2 separate regions of the Mus musculus genome follow, and region 1 is linked to region 2. Evidence: chromatin loops called from intact Hi-C (ENCODE). Cell type or tissue: left cerebral cortex. All regions are shown on one strand. Links, peaks and the distances in the headings refer to the core of each region. The heading gives the core; the rest is flanking DNA.

Region 1 (8,335 bases), core at 329-8,328, 270 kb before region 2:
TGGAGATGGTCCCTAGTGCCAGAGTCCCCTCAAGGCATAGGAGCCACCTCCAGCTCTGCATTCAGGGTCCTTGGCACAATTTTCTTAGCCCCCAGGACCTCAGTGGTTCTATGAAGGGGTAGATGCCTCAGGAAGATGATGGGCCTTCTTCAGAAATAGGGGACATGGTGCACAGAACCAGGGCAGTAGGAAGCCAGGAGAGGTGGGGACCGAGTCCCTTTAGCCTGGGTTAGTAGGGACAGCAGAGATTTCTTTCTTGTGTAAATATGAAGTGCTCACCTTGACTTCATGGAAAAACAAACCCTCCAAACACACCTGAGCAATCTGTGCCCTGAAGACATTCATGAAATGCCTTTAGTTAAATAAAAAATAAAGCAGAACAAAAAGGATAGGAAGTTGGGGGTGGATGTGGGGGTGGGGGTGGGGTGGGTCAAGATGGACCTAGGAGCTGGGGGGGGGGGTTAATATGATCAAAATCCATTGTATTCTCAAAGAAATTCTTAAGGAATTAGTAAAAATATTTTGAAAAAAATTGCTTAGATGATGATGATGGTGGTGGTACATGTGTGACTGTGTGTATGGAAGTCAGACAAAAACATTTGGAGTAATTTCTCTTTTTTTCACCATGGTTTCTAAGCGTCTGACTCAGGATATCAGGCTTGTGTTGAGTCATCTTGCCAGCCCACATCACTTTTTAAATTTTTTAGTAGAATGGCTCATTACATAGCTCAGACTAGTGTAAAACTCACAGCCCCCTGCCTCAGCGTTTGGAGTGCTGGGCTTACAGGGTGTACACCATCCCGCCCAGCAGCTCAGGTCTTCTTACCTTCATCTCTGCAGAGCAGCCATCTCTGAACTCCCTCCTAGGGCTAGCTCTCTTCTCCTGCCCCTAGTGTCTGCTCCCACAGAAGGGATCAGAACACCATCCCACCGAGCTGCTTAACTAACTCATTCCAACTTCCTCAACAGGGGATCACCAGGCTTTTAGAACATGCCTGGCTCTGGGATGTGTTCCAAGACCATCTGATGCCCAAACAGATGAAAGAAGATGATCACATGGTGCAGTGGTCATGTGGTCATGTGGTCAGTATGATGGTTCGAGGAAACCCCAAACCACTGACTTCCTAATCCTCAAGTGGTAGATGTAGGACATTGCTAAATGTGGAAGGGTAAAAACAAAATAAAATAAAAGGCCACTGGAAAACAAAGGACTTGAAATCTCACCGGTAATTGGTTTGGGATGGATAACCTAGCAACTTTCACTGTTGTATGAAGCATTATTTCATTGTTTCTGCCTTGCTTTAAAAAGGTTTTTCTTCCCTCACTATGTAGCCTTGGCTGGTCTGGAATTCACTATGTAGACTAGGCTGGCTCCCAAAACAAAATAATTTATTTTTATTTTGAGTGTAGGAGTGTTTGGCTGTATGTATATAAGTGCACCACAAGTCTGCAGTGCTTGTAGGAACCAGAAGGGGGCATCCGATCACCTGAAACTTCGTTATAAGCTGTGACCTACCATGTGGGTGCTGGGAACTGAATCCAAGTCCCCTGTAGCCACTGAGCTTATCTGCTGGGCTATTTCTCTAGCTTCTGTACTTGGGTTTTTTTTTCCGTGCTATAAAACAGTTATGAAAAAAAAATCTTAGAAGTTCGCAACATTTCTACACTATTGTTTATACCCAATGTCACACTTTCTATTTCCCTATCCCACGAATATATATGGAATACAAGTTCCCTTCTGTTGTTGGACCCTGGCTCGCTTCTGGGAGGAAAGAACACAGTGTAGCCAATCCCCATGTATATCACTGATTGGTTCCTTTGGAAACAAAATATCTGAATCCCGAGTTTTTTTTTTTTTTCTTTTTAAAGACAGGATAGATTTCACTATGTAGCCCAGGCTAACCTGAGACTCCCCATCCTCCTGCCTCAGCCTCTCAAGTCCTGGGGTTACACGTGTTTATCACAAAGTATCCTTCTTCAAGGTTGCCTAGTTCACCTCGTACCAGGGCGGTGACACCTCGCTTTCCTACCTCTCTCTACCACCTTTTTTTTGTCTTTACCAACACGGGGACAGACACGCACTTTCCCTGCTGTTTTAATTTGCATATGTTTGATTACTAATAAGGTTGAACATCTTTTATGCATATTTATCATTTGTATTTATTCTTTTGTGAATTGCTATTCATGTCCTCAATCCATTTTTTTTCTATTGAAATATCTCTTATTCACTTGTAAGGAAGCTGAGTACATTAGGGGCATTCAACTTTCCATTACGTGTGTCAAAAATACTTTTTTTCTCCTTGGTTTTGGTTTGCCTTTCAATCTCGGAAATTATATATTTTTTTTTGACAGAAGGGCCTTTTCACTTTTACAATTCAAATCTAGCTATCTTTTTCAAAGTGATGTTTTCTTGCTTATTCTTTGAGAGTTTTATACATAAGTGCATCACCACACTCAGCTATAGGTGGGCCCCCTATATCCAGATACCACTATTTCTGCCCCAGTCTTTGCCTTTGGAATTGCCTACAGAAAGGACTTCCCTTTCATATCTGATTCGTAGCCTCCATGTGCCACTTCAGAACCCCAATCTTTCATCCCTACAGGGTTTTAGGCAGGAGAATCCTGGAGGAAGATGCCGGTTTTGTTTTCTGATCTAGTCAGGCTGTGCTCACATCTTTACCTGTCAGCCATCGTTTTCCCACAGTGAGGACACACCCCCGAGTTTGACTGTCAGCACCTGGCTCCAGCTGCTTCTGGGTGGGCTTCAGATTTCTCAGTTCCGTAGCTTCCTGTCTTTTAATATCTGACTGAATAGGTCTTAATCACTTGCCCCTGTTTTTGACAAAAAAGATGTTTCTTGGAGATTCCTCAGTTTTTTTTTTTTTTCTGATGGACCTTGGTATAAATGTGGCAAAATGTCAAGAAAGCTTGAACTGGATTTTTGCCTGGGGTTGATATTAAAGTTGAAAGGATGGATGGGAGGGCATTAGCATGCCAGCAATACACATTTCATTTCATTCAGTAATTCTGCCTTTAAGTTTTTAAGTCATATGAAGAAGGGTTTCTGAATAAAAGGTTTTAGCCTCCGTATCAGCTGCAGGGACGTAAACAATTGAAGAGGGGGAATGAACTTGGTACACCTACAACTTAAAACACCCCACCAGCCCCGTGGCTTATCCTGGTAGGATGCTTGCCGGCCAAACCTGACAACCTGAGTTTGATCCCTGGGAACCACAGTGTGGAAGGAGAAAACTGACTCCCACAGATTATCCTCTGACCTCCATACCTACATCCTCTTCCCATCGTACACACACACACACACACACACACACACACACACACTCACACACACACACACACACACACACACACACACACACACACACACACACACACACACACACATACACACACGCACAGTGCATTGCCACTAGCAATAGTAATACTAGTGAAATTAAAATTGAAAATATTATGCAGCCCTTAAAAAGGTATTTTCCAGCTGTTTACAGAATTTACTTTAATTTGAACACTAGGTCAAACATCAGGTCTTCAGACAAAAAGCCTTGCTCTTTTCCTATGCCCATTTACCTCATCAAAACTGAAGCCAAACAGACTGAAATGTTAGTAAGTTGTCTTCATGAGAGAGGTGATTAGGGATGGTGGCTAGTTTTAAATTTGAGGGTTTTTTTTTTTGCCTTGCTTTATAGTTTTTCTGTCATTTGCATGTGTCATGTGTTGGATGTCCTGTGTGATGCAGGATGGCAGCCCTCAACCTCTGCGGAAGGAGCTCACAGCAGGTGCCTACAGCCTGGGGAGGGCTGTGGAGTCCGGGTGGCGGCAGCGGATGCAGTTTCTCACATGGCCGGAGGGTGGCAGTGTCCGCTCGCAGACTCCGGGCTGGCGGCTTTGATGACCTTTGTCAGCCGGCGCAGCCTCTCGTTTATCACCGATCACAGAGTGGAATGAACATATTTACTTGTGTTTTGCTTTCCACTTATAATATCTAGTGGCATGGGAGGGAAATGAAAACAATTGTTCATAGGGGAAATTTATGAGCTTCATCTGGCTGCATGATTCCCGCAGTTGCCCCAGCGCCGCCCAGAGAGTGGAGATGGCTCCTTATATCCCCAGAGGTCCTCATAGGGCCTTGCAATACTTGCCTCTGGCCAGCAGACTTTCCCACACTCTTCGCCTCCCTTTGAATTTGCAAGGAGAAGGAGCTTTACATGTCATCTTTTGGGGGTGGCACGGTAGTCCAAGCTGCAGGCTGAGTCCCACCTGAAGTCTGGGCTAGCCTTTATCTCTTGACAATCCCCCTAATTGCTTCTTCGGATGAGCTGCTGCTGGGGCAGGGCTCTGGGGACCCTTTGGAGCCTTAGAGAGCTCTCCAAGATCTGGATGGGGTGGGAGGGGCCCCTCCCTCTGAGGTTCTAGGAAAAGGGCAGCTCTGGGCTTAGTGTCCATGTGTGCTTTTTGTGTGGAAGAGTGGGAAACAAGGTGGGTAAGTCTACTCTTCCAGCCTGTCCCCGAATAGTGCCCCAGGCAGAGAGACAGGATTGCTCTCCCATGGAAGGCAGATAAGGAGGTGTCTTATTTTCAGGGGCTTTGGGCCCCAGGTTCACAGAACTTGGTGCTGAGAACCTGGAACCAGCTCTGTCTGAGGTCCAGATCTAGGCAAGAAGTTCTCCGAGAGCGACTCGTCTGTTCCTGCTGAGGCCACGCCCCTGACTCCAGCTTTCAAGGTCTCTGCAAAGAGGAGCCAGCCTCATGTTCCTTAACACCAGAGTGTGGAAAGGTGAGATGTGAAAACACAGAAGCAGCTATGGAACGCACGGCGGGGAGCCAGTACCTGTGTTGCTCCACAAGGCATTCTGGCTGCGCATGCGCTGGGGGGATGACAGCTATAAGTTGTCGAAGATCTGCAGCAGACCACCATAGGTTCACTATTCTGTTCTATCCTTTTCCTACTCTACAGGCCCACATTTCCATGCCATCTCCTCTTTCTTTTTTCCTCTTCTCTTTCCTTCTCCCTGCCCCTCTAACCCTACCCCCTTTCCTCTTTAATTTCTTACAGGTCCCTTCTTCTTTCCCTCCTCCCTTTCTCAGACCTGAGGTGAGTCTTTGTATTCCTGTGCTTGCTCGCCTGTGACCCACGCACACAGGCTCTTGCTCGCCCTCAGCATTGTTCCTGTCTGAGGCTGCCTCCTTCAGTTCCGTGGGTCTGCAAGGGTGTGACTTGACATGGGTGGGAGCTGATGTGAGATGCATCGGGCATCTTGGAGGTAGTGCCCCTCCCACGAGGACACCTACAGGTGAGCCTTTGGGGCCATCGGGCCAGCAGGTGTGCTGTGCACGGAGCATCAGGAAAGGCTCTGATGTAGGCCCAGTGCCCTGAATTTCCTGTCTTGGGACTCCTGGAACGAGGAGACTGAATCCATCCAGAACAGATCTTTGTCCAGTGAGCACTTCAATGGCAGAAACAAGAGAAACGGGTCCGCAGACCCCTGCATAGCTGTAGCGACACTAGTACTTGCCCAGGACGGTGGTTTGGCTGATCAGTGTTTCCAGCCCCCGGGACCCTCCCTCGGCTCATTATAATCCACCATATTTCCCAGTCAGTCTTATAATCGAATTACTCAAAATTGCACAGCTTTATTGCACAATGCTAAACTTCAAGACAAACAAATGCTCAGGTAATGAACAATTATTTATGACAAATTATTACCTTTACTCATAAGACTAGTGGTTTCTATTAAGCTTAGGAATGGTGCCAGGCCCTCCTCCCAGCCAGCCTCTCCTGCCTGCCCCTCCCAGCCAGCCCCTTCCTTCCAACCCCTCTCTGCCAGGGCGCTCAAGGAGCTGAGGGCGCTCTGGAGGGTGCTGCGTTTGTGCACACACCCGAAGTTGTTCCTGCGGGTGTGGATGAGGACAGGTAGTCCACTCTTCCCTAGAGTCGTGGCTATACCCCTGTCTCAGCTTCGGCCGGGCACTTCCTGTGGGGCTTCCGGTTTTCTTATCTCTTTTGCATACACCAAGACGGAGGCTCAAGCTCAGGGAAAACGGCTTCGCTTATCCATTTGTATTTAAGTTTTAGTGTTTTTCTCTTCTTTGAAACTAAACTCAACTTTAAAAATTATTTATGGACTCAATAACATATGTTTAGATTATTGAACCCCCCTTTTTCCTGGTTCTCAGGAGCAGAACCATCTCTCAGCTAATTATAACATACAGTATTTTCCCAGTAGTCCTACAATCAAATTATTCAAAATTGCATTTCTTTATTGCATATTGCTAAAACCCAAGACAAGCAAACATCAAGATAATAAACAATTATTTATTACAAATTATTACCTAATATATAAGATTAACAGCTTGTAACTATTAAGGTTAATACATGTGGTATTTATTATACTTATTTTGGAGCAAATATCTTTGTATAAAACATATGTTTATGTATTGCAATTAATGAGAAAAAGTGTAAGATTAACAATTTATGTTAGGTTTTGTTTTTAGATTTATGCGCACTGTAAAACTTATTTATTGCACTTATTAAAAGTATTTAATGATGGACTTTTAGATCCCGTCTTTTAATGCGCAAATATAAACTAAGGGAGTATTAAATTACAGAATGGAAAATTATAACTAAAGTCAAAGAATCTAACTATTTTCTGCTATAAATCTGCCTTAAAAAGATTATCAGTAGAATTACGGAATCTTTAAATAGTGGCCTTTATAGTACATAATGAGTTTCAGTGAGCTAGCCTCTGAAAGGCTTTTTTTTTTTTCCTCCATCATTAAAACTAAACTCAACATCTTACTCTTAAACATAAATGTAGCTAGAAGCATAAACACTGAGTCGTTTCATTTTATGATCCAAAGTCACATCGGAGGGAAGAGGAAGGAGTAGGGCGAGTTCAGAACAGCTGGAGGGACAGGGCAAGATGAGGGAAAACCGGGGGCCAGGGTAGGGAGTAACTGAGCAGCTTGGCATGGGTGAGGACTTCCTCATCTCAGCCTCTCTCTGGCTTGCCTTTCACAATGGGAATGCTGGCAGGTGTATGGGGCGTCTGGTTGCTACAGAATCGAAATAAGTTACATACAAAGGTGGTGATGCTCAGGTCAATGGAGCAGACTGAGATCAACAAAGCCTCAGCATTTCCTGCCTGCTAAGACAAGGGGAATATTCTGGAAGGCACTGGAAGTGAGGAAGTGAAAATGGTTTCTGGGAAAGACCTGACTGCATTCTGGACCATCCACATTTGTGTTGATGAGTTTTATATCAGCCTGAGTCATCTGGGATGTGGGATTTGAAGAAAGAAGACTGGCCTGCAGGCCAGTCCAAAATGCATTTTATTGATTGAAGATTCCTATGGAAGCACAGTCCATTGTGGGCAGGTCCACCCTAGGCTGGTGGTCCTGGGTGTTATAGGAAAGCAGACTGAGCAAGCCATGAGGAGCAAGCCAGTAAATAGCACCCCTCCATGGCAGCTGTATCAGCTCCTGCCTCCAGGTTCCTGCCCTGACTTCAGTGACTAAGTACAGCCTGAGTGATGTTGGGTCCCCCTGTAGCAGTGTTTCCTACACACCTTTGTGTTTGTGGTCAGTGGGCTGTACTCCACTGTGCTGTGCTTAGGACTATTCTGTCCCTCAGCTACGACTGGAGTCCTGGGGATTTTGAGGTGTTCCTTACCCACAGGAACCCCGAAGGGATGAAGTTAGAGGTCAGATGACCCCTTCCCAGTGAAGATGACAAAAGCCAAAGTTCTTGGGGCCTCAGACATGTCAGCATTCCTGTGATCTCTGAGCAAAGATTGTCAGAGAGCTGCAGGGTGGATCTTGTAGCTGTAAAGCCACTGGAAGGAGAAGAAGAAAGGGAAAGGGAAAGGGAAAGGGGAAGGGGAAGGGGAAGAGGAAAAGGGGAAGGGGGAAGGGGGAAGGGGAAAGGGGAAAGGGGAAAGGGGAAAGGGGAAAGGGGGAAGGAGAAAAAGGGGGAAGAGGGGAAAAGGAGAAGAGGGGAAGAGGGGAAGGGGAGGTGGGGAAGAGGGGAAGAGGGGAAGAGGGTAAGAGGGTAAGAGGGGAAGAGGGGAAGAGGGGAAGAGGGGAAGAGGGGAAGAGGGGAAGAGGGGAAGAGGGGAAGAGGGGAAGGGGAAGAGGGGAAGGGGAAGTGGGGAAAAGGAAAAGAAGGGAAGGAGAAGAAGGGGGAAGGGGAAGAGGGGAAGGGTAAGTGGGGAAGTGGGGGAGGGGAAGAGGGGAAATGGGGGAGGGGAAGAGGGGAAGAGGAAAAGGGGGGAAAAGGGGAAGGGGAAGTGGGGAAGAGGGGAAGGGGAAGTGGGGA
Region 2 (8,335 bases), core at 89-8,088:
TTCCTGGGGACCATAGAAGGGCATTAGTCCTCCTGGGACTGGAATGACAGGCAGTTGGGAGCCACCATGTGGATGCCAGAGACTAAACCTGGGTCCTCTGCCAGAGCAGGCAGTGCCCTTCACAGAGGAGCCACCTCTCCAGCCTCGGGTTCATTAAACTTAAAAATGCAAGGTTACTAATATTAGCCGATCGTCTGCTTATATTATGCACTTGTTTTTATATGTTTGTATTAATTATCTTCCCACATCAGTTGACTGTTAGGTTCAAGGTAACATATAGAAAAGTAATAATAAATCAAGAGTACGACAGGAAGGAAAGGATGTAAGGAAATGACAATGTTAATACATATTGTTAAGTATATAATAAATATAGTTGCAACTTAAAACATTTTATGTATTGTCTAGTCACACATATATAACATTGCATATGTAGAAAACTTACTTTTGGGTCTGTATTTTAAAAAAAATACAGACACAGTTTTCAATACTCCTATATTCATAATCTTTTATTTTTAGCATTAAATTAATGAAAGTTCAGAAAATAATTTACATGAAAAAAACCCAGCACATAGTCACAGAACAGGCTGAATATGAACATATAAACTTTAATTTTGTTTCATTACAATTATAAGCTAATTTTTGTATTTATTTAGCAAGAATATGAGGGCAAGTTTCCTCCTTAAAAATGGAATAAACATGGTGAAAAAAATGAAATTTCAAATTTGAAAGTATTGGTGCCTAAAGAAACTATAAAATGCACATATTAATTTGCTGTTTTTGAGAAGGAAATATATGTTACATAAAACAACCCAGAAGCTTAGAACTCCTTTTTTCTTTTAAGATTTACTTATTTTATTTCGTGAATATGAATATTTTGCCTATAAGTTCATATGTGCTCATGATGTGCATGCTTTGTGCCTGTGGAGGTGAGAAGAGGGGTTGTGTTGTCCCCTGCTAGAGTGACAGATGGTTTCAAGTCACTCTGAGGATGCTGGGAACTGAACCTGTGTCCTTTACAAGAGCAGCCGGTGTGCCATCTTTCCAGCCCAGACTCTTGAATGCACCCAAACTCTGGGCGAGGACTGTTTGCAGACACAAACACTTCACCTGCAACAAAGAAGCTTCTATGAGAAACACTGTAAAATGTTTATACAGTTTCAGAACATATAGTTATTTTCAAAATAATGTTTCTTTATTTGTCTCATGAGGCGATCTGATACTTCAGCTGGAAAAAGATAGCTCAGCAGAGAGAAATTCTTGAACACAGTATTAAAATACTAACTAAAATAATAGAACGATGAGGGCAGGACAAGAGCCGCCACAGCCTCTGACGACATTTCCTGACATTCAATAATTCCAGGGTTGTCTAATATTAGAGCACGTGTTAGTATACATAAGCACATTAGCAAAAATAAATAAACAAATAAATAAATAAATAAATAAATAAATAAAAATAAAAATAAAAAATCAGGAAGAAAATTGATGCCCATTTCCCAGTGACATGGTTTGTAATGAAACGCAATAACCAATCCCAGAAACAAAACCCAAAAGCCACTCAGCTGTTAATACCATAGAAATTAGTCCTTTTAAGAACATTTATTAACGAAGATGTTCTAACTCCCAGATCTGCAGAGGAATAATTCTTAAAAATAAGAAAGGAAAATTTTTATTTAAATAAGAAAGGATTCCTATGGCTTCTACTGTTTTGAATGAAGGCTTTGAAAACTGTACTGGATTCGCCGAGGAGTTTAAGGTGATGCTGAACGATCTAAGGGAGTCTCCATTCTGTTCAGCCACTTTATCTTCTCATTCTCTAGTTGTCACTACTCTGAGGTCAACATTAATTTTAAGGTGCCACATGCAGTGTCTGTATCTCTGTCTCTGGCTTATTCATTTAATACACTGCCCTCCAGAACTACCCATTCTGGTATAAACAACACGATTTCATTCTTCTTTGTGGTTTAAAACTATCCTGTTGTATGTATAGACCACAACTTCTCTGTCTGCTCCTGGACCGATGGGGATGTAGGCAGACCCCACGTCTCAGCTATTATGACTAAGCTCAACTAAACACTGGCTTGCAACTCTCCGTGGCATGGATTTCATTTTCTCAGACATATGTATAGAAGTTCTCATAGCTTTGAAATTGTGGCCCACTGAATAAAATAAAAATTAAAAAAAAAATTAAAAGGGCTCTTTTGAAAGCAATTGATGTTATTGCTGTTAATGTGACAGAAATGTCTGGGTGGTAAACACAAGGGAACACACTAAGAGTGATGCTGTACTGCTGACACCAGCAATAAAATATTTAGCTAAAATAAGAATGCAATAAAAACTTCTGTTTGAGCCTGGGCAGTGGTGGTGCATGCCTTTAATCCCAGCACTTGGGAGGCAGAGGCAGGCAGATTTCTGAGTTCGAGGCCAGCCTGGTCTACAGAGTGAGTTCCAGGACTACACAGAGAAACCCTGTCTCAAAAAACAAAAACAAAAACAAACAAAACCCCAAAACTTCTGTTTGAAGTAGATGGCTGATTAACACAGAGCCACAGCAGGTCAAGATGCCAAGAGTAAGGTAAGAGATGTGGGTTGCTCGGTCCTAAATGGAACAACTGTACCTGACTCTTTCTTCCCATGGCTTAGGAAGCATTATGGAAGAAGGGGTGTGGCAAGGGTGAAAGAGTCAAAGATGGGAGATGAATCCAAGGAAACAGTATTTACTGAAGCTAACAGGGCCATTATGACAGCATGCCCAAGTCAGACAAAATCCCAGCATGCAATGGGAAGGACGGCATGGCATCCCACCTCTAGCTGAGGATCCATTGAAGCTGACAGTGACCAACCTGGGAGAGGAAGAGTCAATTTTCTTGAGAGGTGAATCCCTGGTGAGTTGACCATGTGTCATCGAAGGTCACACATTCAAGTGTATATGTGCAGCACAAATTAGACTCAGGAAATTAAAAAAAAAAGAGAGAGAGACATACCATTGGATGGGCAGAAAGAGGTGGGGCTGGGAGGAGTTCATGGAGGAACAAATGGGATCAAAATAATTTGTAAGAAATTCTCAAAGAACTAATAAAAATAAGGGAAAAGAGTGATGCCATGAGTTATAAAAATACCATGCACATTTTCAGCCAAAATAAACAAACAAAAAAATCCAGCACAAAACCCACAAGAAATACAGAGAAATGGATTTTAAAAAGACTAAGGGGCTAGTGGGATTGTTCAGCACATAAAGACACACACACACACACACACACACACACACACACACACACACATTAGTAATTAATTTTAAAAGGAAGGAATGCAAATAAAAATACCCTATGCTATTTTTGCTGGCTAGTTTCTATGTCAACTTGACACAAGCTAGAGTCATTTGAGAAGAGAGACTCTTAGTTTAGAAACTGCCTCTGTAATAATCTCAGGCGTTTGGCAAGCCCATGGTGCGTTTTCTTAATTAGTGATAGATGTGGGTGGACCTAGCTCATTGTGGGTGGGGTTCTGGGTGATAAAAAAAAATAGTGCTGAACAAGTCGTGAGGAGCAAGCCAGTAAGCAGCACTCTTCCACCACCTCTACATCAGTGCCTGCTTCCACTTTCTTTCCCTGTTTGAGTTCCTGCCTTGAATTCCCTCAATAGACTGTGACATGTAAGCCAAATAAACCTTTCCTCCCCAAATTGCTTTTGGTCATGGTTTTCGTCATAGTAGTAGTAACCCTAAGATACTACTGAAAAATCTTAATGTATACTAATAATATATATTTAAGTGAGACTATCCATGGGTCTTTGGAGGCCTCATGAGTTATAAATTTATTCTGAAGTCCATTTGATGTTTCAGAATTGCCAAGAGCATTCTAGAAGGATTAGGAAGAGGTGGAGGTTCTGGGTGAACAGTATGTGGTGATGTCGGTAGAGCTTTGCATTTGTTTGAATAGTTTGGTTTCTCGGTGAAATAGACCCATGAACCATGGAAACATCCCAAGGGGAGCTGAAGCAGTCACACATAAATATGTATTCCATTAAAGAGCCTGTGGCATTCGATCTGTAGGCAAGTCTTGGACTGGAGTGAGGACCCAGGAGTGAAGAGCATACACTGTGCTCATAGAAGACTTCAGCTCCCTGCCCAGCTCCCACATAGAGCAGCTCACAACTGTGTAAAGGACTAACTCCAGGGTCTCTGTCGCCCTCTGCTGGCTTCTACAGGCAGCTGCACTCACATGCACATACCCACATCCCCTCTCCCTCTCCCTCTCCCTCTCCCTCTCCCTCTCCCTCTCCCTCTCCCTCTCCCTCTCCCTCTCCCTCTCCCTCTCCCTCTCCCTCTCCCTCTCCCTCTCCCTCTCCCTCTCCCTCTCCCTCTCCCTCTCCCTCTCCCTCTGTCTGTCTCTCTCCCTCTCCCTGTTTGTCTCTCTCCCTCTCCCTCTGTCTGTCTCTCTCCCTCTCCCTCTGTCTGTCTCTCTCCCTCTCCCTATCCCTCTGTCTCTCTCCCTCTCCCTCTGTCTGTCTCTCTGTCTCTCTCTCTTTTACACACACACACACACACACACACACACACACACACACATTAAAATAATAAAAAGTAAGTCTTAAAACTAAGGGAATAATCCGGTTCATTAAATTGGTTCACTCTCTTGACTGTAAAGAATTTTTTTTTTCACCTTAGTACAATACCCAGTAACAGATTTTCAGATTGGTAGAACGTTTATTTGAAATCACAGAAAGAGTTTGAGAAAATGCATGAGTATTTGGGCCATCGAGGTGGCTCAGTAGGTGAAGGTGCTAGCTGAGAAGCTAAGGGCCTTCATCCAATTCCTAGAGCACGGTAGAAGGAGAGACCTGACTCCTGTCCTCTGACCTCTTCACGCATGCCATGATACCTGTGTCCCTCTGTGTATAATACAATGAAATAAATGTAATGTAAAGTTAAAAGCCCACATGAATATTTTCTCTGAGAACTTTGTACATAAGTACTTCCCAAGAGCAGACAGTGAAAGCATGAGGCACGGGCCAGAGGACTAAGACCTGACCACCTAGAACAAGACAACTCACCATGCAAGGAGATCATAGGCAAAGCCACATTACACTACCAAGGGAGCCAGAGGTAACTTTGCAATCAAAACTTCTTTTGCATTCTTATCATGTATCAAGTGCTTACAAATCAGTAACAAATGGGTAAATATACAACAACAACAACAACAACAACAAAAATCTAAAATACATGAGCAGAAGGTCACAGTGGCTAATGACACAAAGGAACTCAACTTTAAAAGACATCAAATTATAACTGACAGGAAGAATTTGCACAGATCCAGAAATTAGAACAATCTAAATAAGTGTCAACTCTTGATACCAGGGTAAGAAGGAGGATTAAGTGAGTGTCCCCCAAATCTGTCTTAACTATGTAACCCTGTCATTCTTGAAACTTTTTGACTCTCCTGCCTCACCACTCCTCACCCCAGTGAGCTTGAATTGCAGGTTGTCCCACCATACCTGTCCAGGTGATGGTATTTCATTTACATGACAAAGTTATCTGGAATACTTGTAAAGAGTCTTTTCTGTTGCTGGGATAATAAATGAATACACTTCTTTGTATTTGTGGTACTGGGTATTAAAACTAGGATCTAATGGATGCTAGGAAAGTGCTCTACCACTGAGCCACACCCTCCAGCCCCTCACTGGGGGATTCTAGGTAGGGGCTCTACCACTGAGCCACACCCCCAGCCCCTCACTGGGGGATTCTAGGCAGGGGCTCTACCACTGAGCCACACCCTCCAGCCCCTCACTGGGGGATTCTAGGCAGGGGCTCTACCACTGAGCCACGCCCCCAGCCCCTCACTGAGGGATTCTAGGCAGGAGCTCTACCACTGAGCAGCTATATTCCCTGCTTTAAATCTATACATTTCTAAAGTTCAATATTTCAATAAAGCAAATTCATAATGCAAAACAAAGTATTAATAACCTGTTCCTTTCTATAATCTATTCTCATTCCTATACTAAATCAGAAATCTTCTGAACTCCTCTTTAGGTATTTATCCTCAGGATGTTCACTGCAGTATTAATTATAAGAGTTATCGTAACAGTCCCAGGATGTTCTGGCTAGTTCTATGTCAATGTGACAGAAGCTACAATCCGTTTAGAAGAAGGCTGGGATAATTCTCCTGCCCATTGGCCTGTGGGCAAGCCTGTAGTATATTTTAGCGATTGGTATCAAGAGGGACCCGCTCACTGCAGACACCTGAGCAGGTGGTCCTGGGTGCCATAAGAAGGCAGATTGAGCAAGCCACGAGCCAGTAAGTAGCATTGCTTCATGGCCTCTGCATCAGCTCCTGCATCCTGGTTCCTGCTCTGATTTCCTGCCATGGTTCCCTTCAATGATGGACTGTGATGGGGAACTTTGAAGCCTAAATAAACCCTTTTCTCCCTTAGTTTCTTTCGGTCCTGGTGTTTTATCACAGCAATAGATTCCTAAAGACAAAGGGTGAATGATAAAACGAACACTGTAATTTAACAACACAGCGTGCGCGTGCGCGCGCGCACACGCACGCACGCACGCACGCACGCACGCACGCACGCACGCACACACACACACACACACACACACACACACACAGAGGCATATACAGGCTCACAGAAGCATACATGGAATAATTTAAGCACAATTACAAGTTAGGATCACAAAGTTCACATTTTTGCGTTTACATGCTTAAACGAATGTACTGTTCTCAACATTTCCTACAAGGGGCATATTGTCATTTTGCAAGCCAAAAGACAGAAACCCATCCCTGAAAACATTCCTCTCCTTTGTTTTTAGAGGCAAAGTCCTGGGAATTTGTTTTTGAGATCTGGGACAAGGATTCAGGACTTGCCTGTGAAGCTCCCCACCCCGACAATCCTTAATTAGCAGCCCATGATGGAGAACAGCTCACCAGGCTGAGTGGTGGGAGTAGAGCAGCTGCTGAGGAGGACCAGGAAGCTTAATCAATGTGGGACACATGATCCGCACGGTGGTGGAGCAGCCTGATGCATCCCTCTCCATTGACATCATGTCAATAGCAGAGCTGGTGTTGAACTGTATACATATGGCACTTGAGCTGCAGGCCCCTGGACCCTTAGAAGAGAACACGGACAGAACCCACAGATTGGCATCTCTGGCCCTCTGGCCTATTGGGGTTTATACTGTGGCTAGAAGTCCATGTTCCCTTCCCTGCCACCAAAGTGACCAACTTCTGGATGGGAGGCTTGGAGCCACATATATCCCTTTCTGCAGGTGGGTGTGCTATTTAGGTGGGTAGTGAAAATGCTTTGGGGGTATGTGAGGAAGTGGGTCTCCTTCCAAAACTTCAGAATCAACCCCGTGCACGTTAAATAGTTGGGGATGGGAGGACCTAAAGCTTTGGCCTTGCCTCTTCTCCTCCCTCCCTCCCTCCCTGTTAGCTTAGTTAACAAATAGATAATAGCCAGGGCTCCTGGTCTCTGGTAAGATGACCCCTGAGCCGAACTGGTCCTCCTTTGTACCAGTCTCTTCTCTCCGAAGGAAACCAGAATGGTCCTTCTAAAACTCGGGCTTGCCCATGTCATCTGGGAGCTTTACACTTCAGTGACTTTCTGTGCCCCTAAGATGAAGAGTCCTTTGTGACTCAGCAAGGCTTGTCCCTCTGAGAGTTGTCCTTTTCCACCAGTTCACCCTCCACGCTGATGATGCTCAGTGAGTCCTGTGTGTGCATACATATATGTGTGTGCACATGCATGCATGCTGAGTCTGTCACTTGCTGAGTACACATTATGACAGAGCTATACTCCACCTAATTCTCATTAGCTCAGTACCTTATTTTCTTTCTGGAAATTTCTTTAATACTTACTTTTATATTATGTATATGATTCTTTTGTCTGCACCATGTGTGTGCCTAGTGCCTGAGGAGGCCAGAAGAGAAAGTCAGATCCTCTGGAACTAGAGATTACAGATGGTTGCAAACCACCATGTGGGTGCTGGGAATTGAACCTGGGTCCTCTTGAAGAGCAGAGTAGTCAGTGTTCTTACCCACTGAGCCATCACCCCAGGCCTTCCTTAATTTCTTAAGACTCACCTGGGTCTCCTTACCACACACATATTTTAGCACTTTAGAGTCGTTTAAATCCAGGGTCTGGTTCTGAAGTTTCTCATTTAGTAGCCCCTTTCTCTTGTTCCAGTTGGAGTCCTCCGATGCTGGGTCTGTCTAGGTCAGTATCTAGCATAAGTCTTCAGAGGGACACATGATGGCTCAGTGTCCCTCTGAAGACTTATGTGTTCAGGGCATGGACTCTGTATGGACCACTATGAACTGTGGGCCACTCAGGG

Evidence for each region. Peaks named below come from ENCODE experiments on the same cell type or tissue, not always from the same donor. Only the 100,000 strongest peaks of a DNase experiment are listed, where the experiment ranks them.
Region 1: a loop joins it to region 2, with 2.0 times the contacts of the local background. A loop is called at or near these places in 3 of 42 quality-filtered maps.

What each region holds. Positions count from the first base shown.
Region 1 is chr7:35,898,178-35,906,512 of GRCm38, forward strand. No RefSeq gene overlaps it. Among named protein-coding and RNA genes, the nearest start is that of Gm36234, 21 kb to the right of the region's middle. In left cerebral cortex, for the core only: CTCF peaks have their summits at 1,472 (motif pointing right) and 3,866 (motif pointing right); DNase peaks (open chromatin) are centred at 693, 3,878 and 4,122; H3K4me3 peaks cover 301 bases.
Region 2 is chr7:36,168,532-36,176,866 of GRCm38, forward strand. It overlaps Gm46016 (a long non-coding RNA gene), which reads left to right and starts at 2,773. Exons shown (of 3, transcript XR_001778340.1): 1 at 2,773-2,882. In left cerebral cortex, for the core only: no CTCF peak of the experiment used is centred there; DNase peaks (open chromatin) are centred at 3,477 and 6,959.